Regions from separate parts of the Homo sapiens genome. Here all the other regions are linked to region 1. A link is a contact called in ENCODE Hi-C or POLR2A ChIA-PET data. All regions are on one chromosome and are shown on one strand. The core of a region is the stretch at or near the end of the contact, and the rest is flanking DNA. Distances in the headings are between cores, read along the strand shown. Region 1 holds the start of ING1 (inhibitor of growth family member 1). Region 2 holds the start of UPF3A (UPF3A regulator of nonsense mediated mRNA decay). Region 3 holds the start of RASA3 (RAS p21 protein activator 3).

What was found. Hi-C counts contacts between places; a loop is a spot of excess contacts on that map. ChIA-PET counts read pairs that join two places held with the same protein, here RNA polymerase II (POLR2A). Pooled maps may share reads with other maps.
Region 2: a pooled map shows a loop between it and region 1 (22-fold over the local background). The contact joins the promoter of UPF3A here to the promoter of ING1 in region 1. A Hi-C loop is called at or near these places in 4 of 50 pooled maps. POLR2A ChIA-PET finds 5 or more read pairs at or near these places in 2 of 52 experiments (A673 and BJ).
Region 3: a pooled map shows a loop between it and region 1 (11-fold over the local background). The contact joins the promoter of RASA3 here to the promoter of ING1 in region 1. A Hi-C loop is called at or near these places in 4 of 37 single-sample maps with no recorded cell type and 12 of 50 pooled maps.

Annotation. Positions count from the first base shown.
Region 1 is chr13:110,711,109-110,714,949 of GRCh38, reverse strand. ING1 (inhibitor of growth family member 1) reads right to left here and starts at 1,250. Exons shown (of 2, transcript NM_198219.3): 1 at 665-1,250. The coding sequence starts at 800. It also overlaps a transcript of CARS2 not described here. RefSeq lists silencers at 1-23, 64-323, 414-703, 864-1,053, 1,064-1,413 and 2 more and enhancers at 2,084-2,133, 2,734-2,823.
Region 2 is chr13:114,279,899-114,283,739 of GRCh38, reverse strand. It overlaps UPF3A (UPF3A regulator of nonsense mediated mRNA decay), which reads right to left and starts at 2,139. Exons shown (of 10, transcript NM_023011.4): 1 at 1,894-2,139; 2 at 1,613-1,719; 3 at 797-903. The coding sequence starts at 2,100. It overlaps LOC105370384 (a long non-coding RNA gene), which reads left to right and starts at 2,671. Exons shown (of 4, transcript XR_007063887.1): 1 at 2,671-3,637. RefSeq lists silencers at 1,122-1,331, 1,712-1,891, 2,122-2,391 and enhancers at 1,471-2,158, 2,612-2,911.
Region 3 is chr13:114,130,402-114,134,242 of GRCh38, reverse strand. RASA3 (RAS p21 protein activator 3) reads left to right here and starts at 1,620. Exons shown (of 24, transcript NM_007368.4): 1 at 1,620-1,808. The coding sequence starts at 1,754. LOC107987192 (a long non-coding RNA gene) reads left to right here and starts at 3,240. Exons shown (of 2, transcript XR_001750050.2): 1 at 3,240-3,841. RefSeq lists silencers at 1,315-1,414, 1,445-2,104 and enhancers at 1,897-2,524, 2,695-3,194, 3,485-3,744, 3,783-3,841.

The sequences.
Region 1 (3,841 bases), core at 1-2,500:
AGAGAAAAGCCCTCGTCCTCCGCAAACTACAACCGGCGGCGTCGCCCCTCGCAGTCGGCCCCTACTCGGTGTCCAGCTCCAAGTGAGGGCCGGAGGGGGCTGGGCGGGGGCGGCCGACCTACCCCGAGCGGAGTACTACCCGGTACTTTATGTAACACTCAGATTCGGGACTGAGTGGGGGGCGACGAAGAAGGGCCAGAGGAACGGCGTTGCCCGGGACCGAGGCACCGGGTCCGCGGGAACCCCGGCCCACAGCCGCCCTCCTCCTGCAGCCCCGTCTCGGCGCCCTATAGCCCCAGGCGCCGGCACATCCCTCCATCTCGCGCCGTAATCTGCACCCCCTCCTAGAGGACGCGGCTTGGACCCGCCGCCCCCTCCCCCGCAGCACCCGCCTCATCACTTCACTACAAAGAGCGCTTTGGTCGCGCAGCCTTGCAGCGAGACCTCTCGCGCCTCCTTCCTCCTCCGTGTCCCGGGCTTTGCACACAAGGACCTTGGCGAATCAAAGGCGCTCCAGACCTTTTGTTCCTGCCCCTGCCGAGGGCCGCCGCTGCGGAGCCGGCCGCTTCCTCCGGTCCACGGCAGGACCGGCCCGGCTCCGCGGCGCGCCCGGACCCGCCGGGAAGGAGGCGGCCGCCCCCGCCCATCCATCACCCGGCCGTACCTTGGTATTTCGCGTCGATCTCCCGCATCAGCGAGACATTTCTCTGCAAGTCGAAAGGCAGGGACTCGATGGAGTCCAGGTAGTCCTCCACATAGTTCACCAGGTGGAGCTGCTCCCCGTTGGCAGGACTCAACATGGTTCACCCCGGAGGTCCCCGGCGACTCGGCGCGGCTTTCCGCTTCCTCCACCCCCCGCCCCCCTCAAAAAATAGCACTGCAAAATGCAAAGCCCTCGCTCTCCCGGCGCCCCCCCGCCGGCTCCTGCTTCGGCCCGGCGGCTACATCTGCCGAGCCCGTCCGCCGCCTCCGGGTCCGCGGGGACCCCAGCGCCTGAGGGCGCGGGCCGCGGTGGCGGTGGCTCCCGGGCGCACGCCCCGGCCGGCGGCGCAGGCCCCCTCTCAGGCGGCGGGGCTGGCGCCGGGGGCCGCGCGTACGAGCGCGCACACACCGGCGGGAGAGGGCCCAGCGCCGCGGCCGCCGCTGCCCACTCGCCCACTGGGCTGGGTAGAAGAGAGGAGCGGAGCGGGCAGCGGGAAGGGGCGCGCTCCGCTGGCCGCCGAGCCGCACTTGTCCAACGTGGAAAACCCAAATACCAGTTTCAAACACTTGGGAAACATTCAGCCCCGCTGCGCAGCGCGCATGCGCCCCGGCCCCCTCCCCCGGCAACGGCCCCGCCCCCCGCCGCATTCACGCCCCTCACCGTCCCAGGCCCTGGGGGCTGCGGGCTCCAGGCCGGCCCTCGCGGGGGCGTGGCCTTGCCTGTCACTTTTTCCAGAGGCGAGGGTCGCGGAGGGGACAGCGTCAGGGCCGCTGGGGTGTGGACGGCGGGCGAGGCGCAAACTTTACTAGGAGTTTTTGGCACTTGGAGGCAGAGCCTGTTGGGCGGCACAGCACGCCCGCTGGGAAACGCAGGGGAGCGGCCTGCTTCGCTGAAAACCCGACCAGGACCTAACGGGCCGCGGGACAGAAACCTCCGAGACCATGGTACACAGCAACTACCGCAACTCGCTCCTCAGCCCCTGACTCTTCGTCCCCGCCCCACAGAGCAGTATAAGTAGGGCCCGAAACAGAACTGGCAACCGCAGTAGCCAATCTACTTGCCAACATCACTTTGACAGCCCAATCACGATGAAGAGGAGGCGGGGAGACCGTGAGTAATGCCCCCCGGACTCTTACTACTAGAAACCCAAGTCCTCCGGGAGGCGGAAGGAAGGGGAGGGCCGGGCACGGGCGGAAGTGGCGGCGCATGCGCACTGGCACCCTCTCGGTGTCCTTTGAGCTGCGGCCGCAGAGTGCGCGGGAGACCTACCCATTCCGCGGCCGGACCACCACTCCCAGCAGCCTAGGCGGCTCCCGCGCCTGCGCCATCCGTCACCGCCCTCCCTTTGTGTCGTCTCCCGGTACTCAGTTTGGAACGGCTTGGAGACAAAGGGGCCTGAGAGGGAAGCTGCTTCCTAGTGCCGAGCCCCAGAAGAGGTGGATAGGCCCGAGGGGCGCCTTCCCTAGGCCTTATCTCTTCCCGCCCTGTGTCATGGACACCGTTCTCGGAGGCCGCTCCCCACACTTGGAAAGGCCGCCCACAGTATGCAGACACCCGGTCGGCCGGCGTCCTGAGGCCATTCAGCTCCCCGGACCGCCCTCCCCCGCGTCGCCCCTCTACCCTCCCAAAGCTCCCGGATTTTGGGCTTTCTGAGAAGCCTGGACGCCACGCGAGCCCGTTGCCTAGGCGACCGGCCCCGCGCGCCGGCCCCCCCCCTTCCGGCCAAAGGGCCCGCCCCTCCTGGGCGTGGCCTCGTGCCTTTGTGCACTTCCCGCCTGGCTCTCTGGTTCCGGGGCGGCCTCGGCTTCGGCCTCCGCCCCGCTGCGGCCGCCGCGGGTCCCCTCCGGGGTGGCCCCGAGAGCTGTGTTCGCCACGCTTGGCTGCCTGCTTTTCTCTGATTTTCTTCCGCCTTGGACCCTGCTCTATTTGCATTGTCTTTTTTTCAGCAAGTCGGAGAACGGTGCCTTGTCAGTTTTCACCTTTCTCACTGGACTTTCTCTTTTCCGGAGAGCCGGGTTGGTGGTGCTGCCTGTGTATTCCACGAACTAAGCCCTGTCCCCAGCCCTTGCAGTGTTTCTGTATCAACTCCACGCCAGCGCGGTTCTCCATTTTTCTTAGCCTCTTAATTAGGACAGGGTCGGATTTCAGCTTTTATCCACCGGGTTTATCCTGTTGCAAAGCAGAGTACACAGTTTTAGACACAAAATAATTGCAGTTGAAATGGATACACATTCTGGTGGTAAGATTTGGAAACGTGGTATTTGATGGAACCCTGTTGTAACATCTAAAACTCTTTGGATTTTTTAAAAACGTATTCTGTGTAATCCAGTAAAAATTTGGATTCGTCCAGTATTTATAGAGTAGATTATTAACCGCAGTGGTGCTCATTCCAGGGCCCTGCCGGGTATTTTGTGCTATGGATGTGAGTACGGCAAAGAGACTGAATTAAGCTGTTTTGTATTTGGAATCGGATTGTTCACGTTGCAACGTTGCTGCAATGATAAATGGATGGATACTCTTTACACTTTGAAGTGGATTTAATCTTCACTTTTAAGCCCCTTCATCTCACCTACACAGCAGGAGAGCTTTGGCTTTGATATTTGGGGAAATGGCTGTTATTTTACTTACAGATCACGCTATTCTAGTCTTGGCCTAGTTAAAAGCAAATGAGTACTTTAGTTTCTACAAGATTTATTGGCCACTACTTGGTCTGCACAAAAGACTATAACACTTGGCCGGACGCGGTGGCTCACGCCTGTAATCCTACCACTTTGGGAGGCCGAGGCGGGCGAATTGCCTGAGATCAGGAGTTCGGGACCAGCTTGGGCAACATGGTGAAACCCTGTCTCTACTAAAAATACAAAAAATTAGCAGGGCATGGTGGCGCGTGCCTGTAGTCCCAGCTATTGGGGAGGCTGAGACAGAATCACTTGAACCTAGGAGGGGAGGTTGCAGTGAGCCGAGATTGTGCCACTGCACTCCAGCCTGGGCGACAGAGCAAGACTATCTCCGGAAAAAAAGAGAAAAAAAGACTACGACAAGATAACATTATGTGGAAACAAACATTATGTCGAATACAGAGTATAGAGGGAGTACAAAGTTGAATAAGGAAAATTACGCCTTTCCCTCAAAAAGCAT
Region 2 (3,841 bases), core at 890-3,389, 3.6 Mb before region 1:
ACTGATAAGGGAACTATTGAGAGTAGAGTTGAAGACTGCTGTCTCCGCAGGCAAAGCTGTTTAACAGCAGTGACTTCCTGGTGACATTATCATAAATGGTACAGTCATGAAGGATGCTGTTTAGGAAGATAGAAGTCAGTGTACATTTTGGAAAATTCCTATCAGGTAAAATAGTTTAGCTTTAGAACCTAAAAAGATCAAGTTCTCTCATGCAACAAACTCACTCATGAAAACCTTCATTCTCTGATGATAATACATAAATAGGCTGTCACTATTACACAGAATTTCTGGAATTTTTTTGGATTAAATAATAAAATTAAATAATTTCAATTTTTAATATCTGCACATAATTACAGTAACATAATCAAAATTTATAAACTTATTTTAGTCTGAGAACTTTTTAATTAAAATGCACAAATAGACCGGATGCTGTGGCTCACGCCTGTAATCCCAGCACTTTGGGAGGCTGAGGTGGGAGGATCACTTGAAGCCAGGAGTTCAAGACCAGCCTGGGCAACACAGTGAGACCCCCGTCTCTACACAATTTTTTTTTTAAATCAGCCGATCATGGTGGCACACGCCTGTGGTCCCTGCTACCTAGGAGGCTGGAGGATTGCTTGAGCCGCAGTGTGAGGCTGCAGTGAGCCGTGATTGCGGCTGCTGCACTCCAGCCTGGGCAACAGAGCAAGACCCTGTCTCAAAAAATAATAATAATTTAAAAAGCACGAATATTCTAGCAATACTTCATTAGTATACCTACAGATTATAATAGATTTTTAAAAACCAATAATCCAACCTTTGCTGTCAAGGAAGATATATCCATCAAAACGATCTCTAAAAAGAAGGATGTCATCAGGATTCCTAAAATTAATGTATGCTCTTGAGTAGAGATGAGGATAAAGACTGAAATAAGAGATAACAGTGAAAATGGTCAGTGAAAAATACAATAGTCCATTAATTTAGCCTCTTTTTCCTTTTCTGGGCACAACAAACTACTTTAGATAAAACTTTTGTGCCAAATCATCTCAGTTAATTGTAACAACTTGGATATTCTTTAGCAAAAACAAACGCAAAACGTTAACTTTACAAGGCAGAACTCAGGTCCCTTCTCCACTGCCCAGAACCGGTCCTCCGAGGCTGAAACCCTAAGGCAAGGCCAGGGCGCACTCCCAGAGGAACCCGTGGCGCCGAGAGACTCTCCTGACTTGGGGACCTTCTCCGGTATTTAAAACCGCACTGGCTGCGGCACCAGCGTGGAGGCCACAGGAAGAGCCGGCGCCCCCCGGCCCCGCAGCGCCCCGTCCGCGGACGAGCAGGGAAGCCCGGGAGGCGCCGGGCGGGCAACGCTGGTCCTTTCAAAGGCACCCGCTTTCCTAAGCGTTAGCCGTCTGAAAATCATCCGCATTTTTCATGTAAACCACATCTGTGTTTCTTTGTTGGTGGTATTTTTCTTTGACGGAACGGACACGTTTTACTGAAATGTATTTATTCAAAAAGCTCACACGACTCCCATATAGGAGAAATCAGGGTAAGGAACGTAAGGCAACGAGACGGCCACCGCCGCCGAGCTCTGGGTTCCGCCCTCTCTTCCTCCCCTCGGGGCGGGCCTCACCTCAGGTCGGCGGCGAAGAACTCGAAGTAGTCGTGTGCTGGCAGCGGGCGCAGCTGCTCCTCCAGCTGCTCCTTGGTGAGGCCCGGAGGCAGGCGGCGGATGACCACCTGCGGGGAGCGCGCGGCCGTTCCCACCGGGGCGGAGCGTGGACAAGGAGCTCAAAAGGCACCGCGTACCGCGCTGGGAGGCCCGGCCCCCGCCCCTCCCTCCCCTCCCTCCCCTCCCTCCACTCAGGGCCGTCCTCTCCTCGCGAGGTTTGCGCGCCCCGCCCCCGTCCCCACCTTGCTCAGGGCCGTCCTCTTCTCCTCGCGAGGTTTGCCCGCACCGCCCCCGCAACCGGAGGACGAAGTTGGCGGCGTCTCAGCCTCCTGCTGCTGCGAGTCGCGGTGGAACTGCACTTCTAGGGCCGACAGCTTCTCCCTCCCGCTCGGGCCCCGCGCGGCAACGGCCGCCCGAAGGCCTCCGGCCCCCTCCTTTTCCGAGCGCATGCCGCACTCTCCGCCGAGCCGCAGCCGCCAGCCCCCGACGAAACCTCGCGAGAGCTCGGCCGCCCCAGCCCCGCCCCTCCTCGAGCCGCGGCGGTCGGGGCCGCCCACGAAGGGGTCAGGCGCTGCGGGACTAGTCGGGGTCGGGGTGGTGACCTCCGGCCACACAGCCTGGCTTTCCGCCGGGTCAGGCGGCCCCTCAGGGAGCGGCGGCCGCGGTTTAGGGCGGCCCCGGAAGCGGGGCGCCGGCGGCTTTGGTCCGGGCGTGGTGGGAGGAGTTCGCGGACAAGCCGCCCTCCCATCCCAGCACCGTTTTTATCCCACTCCCCCAGGCTCTCCGTGGCCGGGGCGCCATGAAAGCCGGGTTCACATTTGAATTCTTAATTTTTTTGGAGACAGTCTCGCTCTGTCGCCCAGACCGGAGTGCAGTGGCGCGATCTCGGCTCACTGCAGCCTCTGCCTCAGCCTCCTGAGTGGCTGGGACCTACAGGCACGCGCCACCACCCCTGGCTAATTTTTTTGTTTTTTTAAAGTAGAGACGGGGTTTCACCTTGTTGGCCAGGATGGTCTCGGTAACTCCTGACCTCAAGTGATCCGCCCACCTCGGCCTCCCAAAGTGCTGGGATTACAGGCATGAGCCACCGCTCCGGGCCCTTGCACATATTTTTTTATGAACACACAGGCAGCAGCACTTTGATTACAGTAACTTACATGGAAGTTATTTTAAAATGGCTTTCCCCTTCTCTTTTTCATGTAGGCTGCATTTTTCATCTGCAGCACGCTTTCTCTCAAGAATCTCAAGCACACACAAGAAACCAGAGAGTAAAATCACTGAGGCGTGAACACATCCAGAGACCAAGGGCGTCACTGGCAGAAAAGCTTTTAGGCGGATCCACGGCCCGAGAGCCACCCTGCCCAGAGACGCGGTTTCCTAGGAGCAGTTCACACGCGGCTCTGCAGCACCCACAAGCGGGGCCAGGGGCTGGTTTTCATAGTTCACAGTCTGCAGGGATCTTAACAAAAACATGGCCGTGGTAAAAGTGCCTAGACCAGGCTTTCGTCACAACTCAGTGAGTAGGAAGACTAGTTAGGCTGATGAAAAGCTCTGATGATGTGTGATTAAAAGTAGGAAAACGTGGTTGCCAAATAAAATATTTTACTATATAGTCAGGGGGAGAGATGGGGATAAAAAAATGTGGAAACCATTTATTTTAAAATTTTGACTGTTCCTGCAGTGTTTAAAATATAGGAGATATATTCTGATTATCTTTAGAAAGAAACTGCTCTCAATCTATTTGTATGTCTTCCCTCTGGTTTTAAAATATTAAACAATCATCTAACTCAATATTTAATTTTACCTCTAGTCATGTTACTAGGTTAGGATAATAAAAAGGACTGTGAACTTCACATCTGCCATCTATAATAGATTCTTATTGTAGCAATCTTGCACCAAGGGGATTTCTTTATTAACTCTGCCAAATTTTCCAAAATTACCAAATGGAGAAAAGAGCTGGTCCCATCTGTCACCAGGCACAACCAGGTCAGTAACTTAGGGTATTTCTTGTGTTCATGTTTTGCCCTCACCACTGCAAAGCCCTGTTCTCGGCCTGGTGCCTCTGCACACCTCTGAAGCCAGGTTGGCCTCAGCCAATGTGAGGGACCCTTCATTTGACCTTCCCCAGAACCTTGAGTATTTCCACTTCTCCCTTCACTGCACTGTACCCTAAAGGGACTCACATGTTTG
Region 3 (3,841 bases), core at 371-2,870, 3.4 Mb before region 1:
GTGTTGTGTGTATATGAACATATGTGTTCATGTGTATATGTGGTGTGTGTATGTAGGGTGTGTGTATATGTGTGTATATGTATGTGTGTACACGTGTGTAGTATGTGTGTGGTGTCTGTGTGTGGTGTCTATGTGTATGTATATGTATATGTAGTGTATGTGTGGTATATGTATGTGTGTATATATGTGTAGGGTGTGTGTGTGGCACTGGGTGCAATGAAGTTTTGCAACATAGAGGAGGGAGTGTAGTCTCAGTTCATATACACACCTACAGTTCATACACACACACAAACATACTCCTCAGAGAGGAGGTCAGGGAGGAGGAGACCTCGAGACAGAAGAAAGGGAGGTAAGGGTGGTACCTGCCCATGCTGGGGTCTGCAGGGGGACTGGGGGGGGACCTGCCCATGCCGGGGTCTGCAGGGGGACTTGGGGGGGGACCTGCCCATGCTGGGGTCTGCAAGGGGACTTGGGGGGGGACCTGCCCATGCCGGGGTCTGCAGGGGGACTTGGGGGGGGGACCTGCTCATGCCGGGGTCTGCAGGGGGACTGGGGGGGGACCTGCTCATGCCGGGGTCTGCAGGGGGACTGGGGGGGGACCTGCCCATGCCGGGGTCTGCAGGGGAACTGGGGGGGGACCTGCCCATGCCGGGGTCTGCAGGGGGACTTGGGGGGGGGACCTGCCCATGCCGGGGTCTGCAGGGGGACTGGGGGGGGACCTGCCCATGCCGGGGTCTGCAGGGGACTGGGGGGGGACCTGCCCATGCTGGGGTCTGCAGGGGGACTTGGGGGGGGGACCTGCTCATGCTGGGGTCTGCAGGGGGACTGGGGGGGGACCTGCTCATGCTGGGGTCTGCAGGGGGACTGGGTGGGGGAGACCTGCCGGTGCCGGGGTCTGCAGGGGGACTGGGGGGGGACCTGCCCGTGCCGGGGTCTGCAGGGGGACTGGGGGGGGACCTGCCCATGCCGGGGTCTGCAGGGGGACTGGGGGGGACCTGCCCATGCCGGGGTCTGCAGGGGGACTGGGGGGGGAGACCTGCCCATGCCGGGGTCTGCAGGGGGACTGGGGGGGGGAGACCTGCCCATGCCGGGGTCTGCAGGGGGACTGGGGGGGGGGAGACCTGCCCATGCTGGGGTCTGCAGGGGGACTTGGGGGGGGGACCTGCCCATGCCGGAGGTCTGGGGTGGGGGGCTGTGTGTGCGTGTATGTGTCCCCGCCCCCCTCGTGCGTCTGCAGCAGGTGCCTTCGGATCGCATCTCAGGAGCTGGGGCTGGGCGCGGGATTCCTCCCCTGCCAGATCGTTGTACGTGAACTTCTCTTGGCAAAGTTCGTCCGCGAGTCAATCGCTCAGCCTCGCTCAGCGGGCCCGGGCCGCGCCGGCGACCTTCCTTCGTCTCTTCCGCCAGGCAGCCCGCTGGGGTCCCTTCCGCTCAGCGGCCAATCCGCGGGGCGGGGGCGGGGGCCGAGGCCTCGGGGGAAGCCGATCCCTGCGCCCCCCGGGTCTCCGCCACCCGCCAGCGCCGTCCCTGCCAACCCCGCCCCTGCAGGGCCCGGGCCAGTTGGGAGCAGGGGCCGGGCCGCGGGCGGAGCCTCCCGGTCCCCGCCCTCGCCCTCGGCCAACTGGCGGTCTTGCAGGCGGGCGGACCCTCGGCCGCGCTCGGGGCTCCGGCGCCGCCGCTCCTCCTGCTCGGCCTGAGCTGCCCGGGCTCGGCGCGCGCTTGGGGCGAGGCTCGGCGGGCGCGGACGCGCAGCATGGCGGTGGAGGACGAGGGGCTCCGGGTCTTCCAGAGCGTGAAGATCAAGATCGGTGAGTGTCCGCCGGCAGCCACGCGTCCGACCCCCCGGCCCGACCCTGTCCTCTCCCGCGCCCGCCTCCCCTCCGCAGATCCTTGCTGGGGACCCCGGCGGAGACGCCCTCCAGGCGCGGCGCGCTCCCCGGAGAACGGCTGGTCCGGCTCCGCGGCCCCTCCCCACCTCCCCGCCTCCCCGGGCCTCGGGCTGGGTCGAGTCGGCTCCGGGGTAACGCGGCTCCCTGCGCCTCCTCTGCGCCCGGAGCGGCCCCGGTCCCTGGTAGCGGCGGAGGAGGTGGGGTCCCTGCGCCGAGGGACGTCTGTCCGCGTGTGCGCCCGAGCGTGTGCCCCGCGTGTTTGCAGGAGTGCGCGCGCCTGAGGCTGTCTGGGCGCCTGCACTTCAGGTGTCAAATCCACTGACGTCGGGGTCTCGGCATCTCCCTTTCTCCGCTGCGCCCAGAAACTTCCTTTCCGGGGAATGTGGAGGCTCCTTCACGCTTCTCCCCAGGGGCGTGAGGCCCCGGCGCGCTGCTGCTGCTGTGCGCGCGCGTCTGTGCCTGCGTGCGCGCGTGTTTGTGTGTGCTTGTGTTTGTGTGTCCATGTGTGGGCGGTGTGTGTGCGCGTGCGTTTGTGGGTGCATGTGTGGGTGCGTATTTGTGTGTGGATGCATGTGTGCGCGCGTGTGTATTTGTGTGTGGGCGCGTGTGTGTGCGCGCGTTTGTGTGTGTGCATGTGTGCGTGTGTGCTGGTGGGGCGTTCTGGCTGAGGGCTCCCGCGGGGCGGGGAGACCCCGGACCCATCGGCACCACGTCCCTTTCCACTGAGAAGTGGCGGGCGAGCTGGTGGCGACCAGGGCCTGCGAGGCTGCGGTTTTTCTCTGGGCTTCAGCAGCTTCTGAAGTGGGCTCCCGGAGGCGTTTCCGGAGAGGAGGCTGTGTCTGGACTTCTGGTTTATCTGGAGGGATCTGCTTTTCCCTGGTTGTTTTATCTTGGGAGAGTGATGTGGAAGTCCTCCCCCTCCCCCAGAGCAAGACCGTTTCCTGGAGTGACTGTTCCATATTCATGCCATGAGTGTGCTGGACCACAGCGCGGTTCAGGCTGGAGAGGCTTCCAGGGCCTGCAGTGTCGCGGTCCCCACGGTCCTTCTCCCCCACTGAGCCGCACTTCGCAGCCGGCCTCTTCCCGTGTGAAGAGGCCTCCGGGAACGGGCTGAGTGTCAGTTGTTGATGACATTTGATGCTGCCGGAGGCATTCCAGCTCCCCTAAACCAGCGGGCTGTTTCCTGTCGGCTTTATTTTGGTTTGCGGATCATCGCTGAGACACTGTCTTGATATTTGGCCCAGAAGCGCTGCAGCTAGGATGTGGCAGCACTTCCGCTTTGAGTAGTCCAGAGAGGAGGGATTTCTTTTGTTAATGTGGTTTAAATCCGCTGTCACTTTCATACAAGAAAGCCAGAGCTGGCGCTCCCTGAAGTGCCTGAGGTCGCCTTGCCTGGGTGGGGAAAGGTCGCGGCCCGTGGGGGTCAGTTTGCTGCTCTTTCCTTCAGCCAAGGCTGCTTGGCTCAGCCAGCGAGTCTGAGGAGTGTGAGAAGCACTGGGCTTCCTCAGTCACGGGGGCAGGAGGGCTGGAGGTGGGTGCCCCTGTGGGGCAGTGCCAGGTCTCCAGGCAGCAGGCAGAGGCGGCCTGGGGCTTTGCGGCTCGGGGGTGGGGGGCCCACAGCCGGCACAGCATGCTCGCTGTGTACTCCAGGAAGGGCTACACTTCAGGCCACGGCAGGACTTTACAGAAGGCATGGGAAGTAGAACAGGAGGGCGAGGGAAGACCAGAGTCTCAGACCAGATACTCAGACCCTGAGTCTCCCAGAAGGCAGCTTCACCGGCCTGCGGGCACTCGGCCCCACTTCCGACAGGCGTGGGGGTCAGGCACCCTGGAGGATCCCTCGGAGAGAAGGAGGTTTGGAGATGCCACAACTTGGTCAGGCTCTGTGCTCCACTTTAAACAAGCCAGTGAAACCCTGGCTCAGCTGAGGCTTAGGCTGCTAATCCCACGTG